Regions from separate parts of the Homo sapiens genome. Here region 2 is linked to region 1. Evidence: chromatin loops called from intact Hi-C (ENCODE). Cell type or tissue: PC-9. All regions are shown on one strand. Each heading gives the region's core, and the rest is flanking DNA. Links, peaks and the distances in the headings are about the cores only. Region 1 overlaps SAXO1 (stabilizer of axonemal microtubules 1). Region 2 has its middle 47 kb from the start of SH3GL2.

What was found. Hi-C counts contacts between places; a loop is a spot of excess contacts. Peaks named below come from ENCODE experiments on the same cell type or tissue, not always from the same donor. Only the 100,000 strongest peaks of a DNase experiment are listed, where the experiment ranks them.
Region 2: it touches region 1 in a loop (13-fold over the local background); 16 of 110 quality-filtered maps call a loop at or near these places.

The regions. Positions count from the first base shown.
Region 1 is chr9:19,027,837-19,030,748 of GRCh38, reverse strand. The region is part of intron 1 of SAXO1 (stabilizer of axonemal microtubules 1); the gene reads left to right. It also overlaps the pseudogene PSMC3P1. Among named protein-coding and RNA genes, the nearest start is that of SAXO1, 3.9 kb to the left of the region's middle. In PC-9, for the core only: a CTCF peak has its summit at 1,713 (motif pointing right); no DNase peak of the experiment used is centred there.
Region 2 is chr9:17,530,422-17,533,333 of GRCh38, reverse strand. No RefSeq gene overlaps it. Among named protein-coding and RNA genes, the nearest start is that of SH3GL2, 47 kb to the left of the region's middle. In PC-9, for the core only: CTCF peaks have their summits at 1,276 and 1,483 (motif pointing left); no DNase peak of the experiment used is centred there.

The DNA.
Region 1 (2,912 bases), core at 272-2,771:
AACAGAACATTGAATCTTTTTCTTCTTCTTATTTTTTTATTTTTTTTATTTTTTTGAGATGGAGTCTTACTCTGTCGTGCAGTGGCGCGATCTCTGCTCACTGCAACCTCCGCCTGCTGGGTTCAAACGATTCTCCTGCCCCAGCCTCCCAAGTAGCTGGGATTACAGGTACCCACCACCATGCTGGGCTAATTTTTGCATTTTTAGTAGAGATGGGGTTTCACCATGTTGGCCAGCTGGTCTTAAACTCCTGACCTCAAATGATCCACCTACCTTGGCCTCCAAAAGTGTTGGGATTACAGGCGTGAGCCACCGAGCCTGGCACATTGACTCTTTTCTAAAGTCTGGGTCCCTCCTCCATTGTAATCTTTCTTTAATTGGTCCCTTCCCTTTTATTCCGGTTACAACCTCCCTGGTTCTCTCATTTTTGTGTTTGGAAACTGGTCCTAAATTACCTTCCTAGTTTTTTTTTCTCCCATGATTCCCTTACATGAAACTACACCTTGAATTGGATCAGGTTTCTTGGCATCCCCTGAGTGGACCTGCTGATGTCCCTTTTCTGATCCTTATCCTTTCCCTTTCTCTAAAATACCTATGTTCCCTCCTCCTGCTGGACTTGTAAGGCCCGGTTTCACTTGCAAGTTCCCTGTTAACCCAGCCCTGTGGCTCCCCATCAAAGAAAAACCCCGCTCCGTGTTCTCATCCTCTATGCATCAGCATGCTTTATATCCTCGATTAATTATATGTACGCTGGGAAAACAGATATTTTCTATTTTTGTGTGTGCACTGTATCATAGCAACACAGTTTTCTTTATTAACAGCTAACACATATCTTTTTGAATGAATGGATGGCGTTTTTTGTTTGTCAAGGTCATAACATGCTGGACTGGGTTAGGAATGTAAGATTTAGAGATGTACTGTCCAGTATGGTAGCCAGCTGTGGCAATTTCATTTAAATAAATGAAAGTTAAATAAAACTAAAAATTCAGTTTCTCAGCTGCACAAGCCACATGTCAAGTGCTCAGTAGCTACTCGAGTATAGTCACTCCCATACCGGCACATGCAGATAGGGAGTGTTTCCATCACTGCGGAAAGTTCTGTTGGACAACACTGATCTTGAGTCTCATTATTTGGAAGTCTTGATCTCTCCCACCCCAATTAAATCCCTCCCACCCCAATTAAATCTGCTCAGTGACCGGTTGGGATGGAGCGAGGAATTTTATAGGTGTTTTCTAAGCTGTGGAAGTCTATATTTGGCTTTTCCAGTCTGAGGTCATGGGAAAAAGCAATGGGAAATCTGGAAGACAAGCATGCATGAAGAAGTCAGAGACAGCGCCCTTGAGTGGGAGGGGGAGACCGGGGTTCCTGAGTGAGTCACTGGTTCTCTCTGGGCTTCAGTTCCCCCATTTTTTAATCCTGGAGATTTGTGGAGACCCTCAGGGCTGCCAGGGAGGGAGAGAGGCACATTTATTCCCCCTTCTCTCTCACATTCTCTTCTTCCGAAGTTTTTCTTGAGCAAATAATTCTTTAATGTCCTTTCAACTTTAACTTTTGAGGACATTGTACTTGTTGGCGAGTGGGCTCTGGAGATGCTCAGAGGCCTGGATAAAAAGGTGTCCATCTGCAGGAGCAGCTGCCCACAGCTGCTGAGGAAAAGCCACCAATGGGTGACTCTCTTGGAGCAAGTTCTTATATTTGGCCACAAGATGGCAGACGTTTCCTGATCAATTCTCACTGCGGGTTAAACCAAATCAGCCTGAATGGAAAAGCAAAACCTTTGGAGTTCTGGATTTTATTTTATTTTTAAATAGATTTATCTTTAGTTTTCTAAAATGAGCAATTAGAGTTTAGGGTCCAGCAGAGCTCAGGAAAGTGGTACGCCTTTCAGAGTAGATGGCAGATTACGAAGTGAAAAGTGTTTCAAATGTCTAAATTTAAAGATTCCAATCACTTGTAAAACTTTTCAGTGAGCTTTGCTGGGCTAAAAAAAAAATCAGACATATTTTACTGCGTCAAGCTCAAGGCTTTGCCTCCACAACAATGCTCTACTTCTTTCCTTGAAGATCAAAATCTTGCAATTGGAATTATTACCATAGAATGTCATAATATTCTCTTTTCAACATAATCAGCACCAAAAAAGCAGAGTATTGTGGTTTGCAGAAACAGTAAGGTCAGCATCTAAATTTTTTTTGAAACTAATGTACCACTTAATTATCTTGACTTAAGAAGCTACATGGTGGGGGAGTGCTTTGAATAGAGTAACTCTAATTTTGTATATGAGAGTATAATGTTTCCAATTGCATCTGATTATCTCCAGCATTTCCTGTTATTGAAAAAATGCTACTCCGAAGAGTTTTATTTTTTATTTTTTTTGAGACGGAGTCTCGCTCTGTTGCCCAGGCTGGAGTGCAATGGCGCGATCTTGGCTTATTGCAACCTCCGCCTCCCGGGCTCAAGCGATTCTCCTGCCTCAGCCTCCCGAGCAGCTGGGATTACAGGCGCCCGCCACTACGGCCGGCTAATTTTTGTATTTTTTTTGTTTTGTTTTATTTTGCCTCTAAACCATCTTTTATTGCGCACTTCAGCCGCGAGTCCGGGGCTGGCCTGCCGTGCCCTAGGCGTAGTACTGTAGGTTGGCTTTCTTCTTGGCCTGGACCTCCAGGATGCCTTCCATGTAGTCCTCGTGGGTGAGCTCCGTGGCACCCCTGCGCAGTGCGATCATACCCGCCTCCACAGACACAGCCTTGCACTGGGCCCCGTTGAAGTCATCTGTGCAGCGGGTCAGCTCCCTCGCAGTTCACGTCAGGACTGACGTTCATCTTTTGGGAGTGGATCTGCATGATTCTGGCCCAGGCACTCGATCTTGCGGTCCAGGCCGCCCTAGCGTAGCAGGGCGGGGTCCAGGATGTCCA
Region 2 (2,912 bases), core at 206-2,705, 1.5 Mb after region 1:
CAGTTACAGAAATTCAGAGTAAGGGTTTGCTTTGCTTTCATTTACAGGAGGAAACTTTGCATTTCTCATTTTGCCAGCATCAGAGCGTAATGGTTCAGAGTGTAGCCTCCGGTACCAGATTGCCTGAGTTCAAATCCCACCTCCAATTCTTAAAAGCTCAAGCGTCCTTAGCTGAGTCATTTAGCCTCTGTGCACCACAGATTCCCCAACTGGGATAATTATGGCACATGCTCCATGGGGTCTTTATAAGAATTAAATGACTTTAGAACCGTGGCCAACCCCCTTCAGCACTATATACAGTCAGCTGTTATTATTTAGCTATTTTTAAGGATGAACTGCAGTTTATACTTATTTCTAAACAGCATCAGATACTTGAGGATTTGTTTTTCTTCTGTGCTCCATAAAAGTATGGCCAGTAGCTTTCCAAAAGTTTGAAGCCTTAGTATTTTCCTTTCCTGGTTGGTCCAGTGATCTTCTTGCCATAGGTCCCTAGAGTCTGACAAGTTAAGCAGGAGCAGCTGGCAGAGTGATGAGGCTGGAGGTGGTACTTGAGAAAAGCTGAAACTCCTAGGGTGTGGATGCCTTTGTGTGTCCCACGGGAGCTGGCTCTGCACAGGGGCACATGTGGCCTTCCTCTTGTCCCTGCCCCGAGGAAGGTGAGCTCCAGGGTCACCTGCTCTCCATCTGTTCTCAAACCCCTGGCGCCTCCAGGTCTCTTCACCTCTCCTCTCCAGGGTGCCTTTGCCACACCTGCCTCAAGATGACCGCGGCCCTAAAACCATTGTTAAGCAGAAGCTCCATCCCCCGGCCCCTGCACTCCAGCCCATCACCATGGCCAGGGAAAGACTGCACACAACCCCAGGGCCTAGTCTGTCCTCTCAAACTAGGAAGGGCTGACTTACAAACGTGAATATAGGAAATTATATGTGACACCAGCCTGGATCACATGGTGAAACCTCGTCTCTACTAAAAATACAAAAATTAGCTGGGTGTGGTGGTGTGTGCCTGTAATCCCAGCTACTTAGGAGGCTGAGCAGGAGAATCACTTGAGCCCGGGAGGCGGAGATTGCAGTGAGCCGATATCCCGCCATTGCACTCCAGCCTGGGCGACGTGAGTGAGACTCCATCTCAAATAAAGAAACAAAACAAGAAAAAAAAACTATATATAGCTTTTGGTCATTCTGCCATGAGATGAGAGAAAATAGTAAAAGCCAATTTAAAAAGATAGTCTGTCCTAATTTCAAGTCAAAGATGTAAAACGGCAATATTACTGGATTCACAAACAGAATCAGATCTTCTGATTAAGATCCAGAAGACAACCTTTTGAGTCATGTATCTCTGCGTGGTATCTCCTGACCAGCAGACACTGTTGGGGAAATTCTTTTTTCAAAGTGGAAACTTGGAAAACCATTATTTAATTTATGCAATTTAATTATAAAATTTAAAGAAAAAAAAAAGGCTGCCTATGTTGTGTGTTACTGCCCCCCGGTGTCCACTGCTGTTATTGACACGTGTATTTTATTTGAAAAGAACAGCACCCTGGTGGTGCTTTCTTGACTTCTCTTTCACTTTTAGTAAAAATTGCTTGCGTTGCTCACTGTTCAGTGAATTCTCACTGTCTTCCTGGGTCGAAAATGTGGTATTCAGAATAGTGAGCCTAAAAATTAAGGCAACAGCGAAACACCTGGAACACAACAAACTTGAGAGTAAGGATTGGGTAATCCGAGGGGTTGCTTTGAGTATTCAGCCCTGTGTTGAATATTTCAAAATGGATACTAATTGGAAAAAAGAAAGTCCCCCTAATTCCCAGTGAAAACTACTCAGGCAAATTTCTAAAACAAAGGCTTAATTGTCCTCCTCTGGCTACATTGCTCTTGGCTATTTCTTAGCATTTTCTGCTCTGGGGGTTGACAGAGGCAATTAACCACCAGTCCATCAGTTGGTCACTAGTTAACATGTCTGGTGAGAGATCTGATGGGGTAGAGAATGTATTCTATTCACCAAAAGCACGTACTTCAAGTAAAAAATAACAGGTAGATCTCAATGGTATTTAGGTATTTCCTTAGATTCCTGTAAATCCTGTGTCAATTTTTGTCACCAGTTGCTGCCCAAAGGTCCAGGTTAGGTTTAGAAGTATCTTCCTCACTTTTCAGCACATGTCACATCAGCTAAGCTGAGTCACCAAGTACACTCAACAAACCAATATCTTTCTTTACTCCTGTAAGGCCTCAAGGCTCTATAATGAATATAAGAGAAATCTGTGGCCGGGTGCAGTGGCTCACACCTGTAATCCCAGTACTTTGGGAGGCTGAGGCAGGTGGATCACGATGTCAGGAGTTCGAGACCAACCTGGCCAACACAGTGAAACCCCCTCTCTACTAAAAATACAAAAAAATTGGCCCGGCGTGGTGGCGGGTGCCTGTAATCCCAGCTGCTTAGGAGGCTGAGGCAGGAGAATCACTTGAACCTGGGAGGTGGAGCTTGCAGTGAACCGAGATGGCGCCACTGCACTCCTGCCCAGGAGACAGCGCAAGACTCCGTCTCAAAATAAAAAAAAACTGTGTCTGTGTTTATGAATGAGTGCAAATTTGTTATCATTAGATGTGTAAACACTCTATTTGTTCTAAATTAAATTGAAGCTTTTCTGAACCCCAGTCCTGTGGGGCTGGTGAGGCTTTCAATCAGGCTTACTATTGGGGTTTCCAATGACCCAACCCTCACCCTAATTTCAGAACTGACTGAGGGTCTGAGGGGTCTTATAAAGAACAGAACGTTCAGGAAATTCCTTCTGGCCTTTGACCCACATCTGTGGTCATGGACATGCTGTGAAAATAGATAAGGAAACTGAGTCCTAAAGTCATTAGATAATTTGCTTTGAATTTCACAGCAAATCCTTAGTGGGATCATTATGG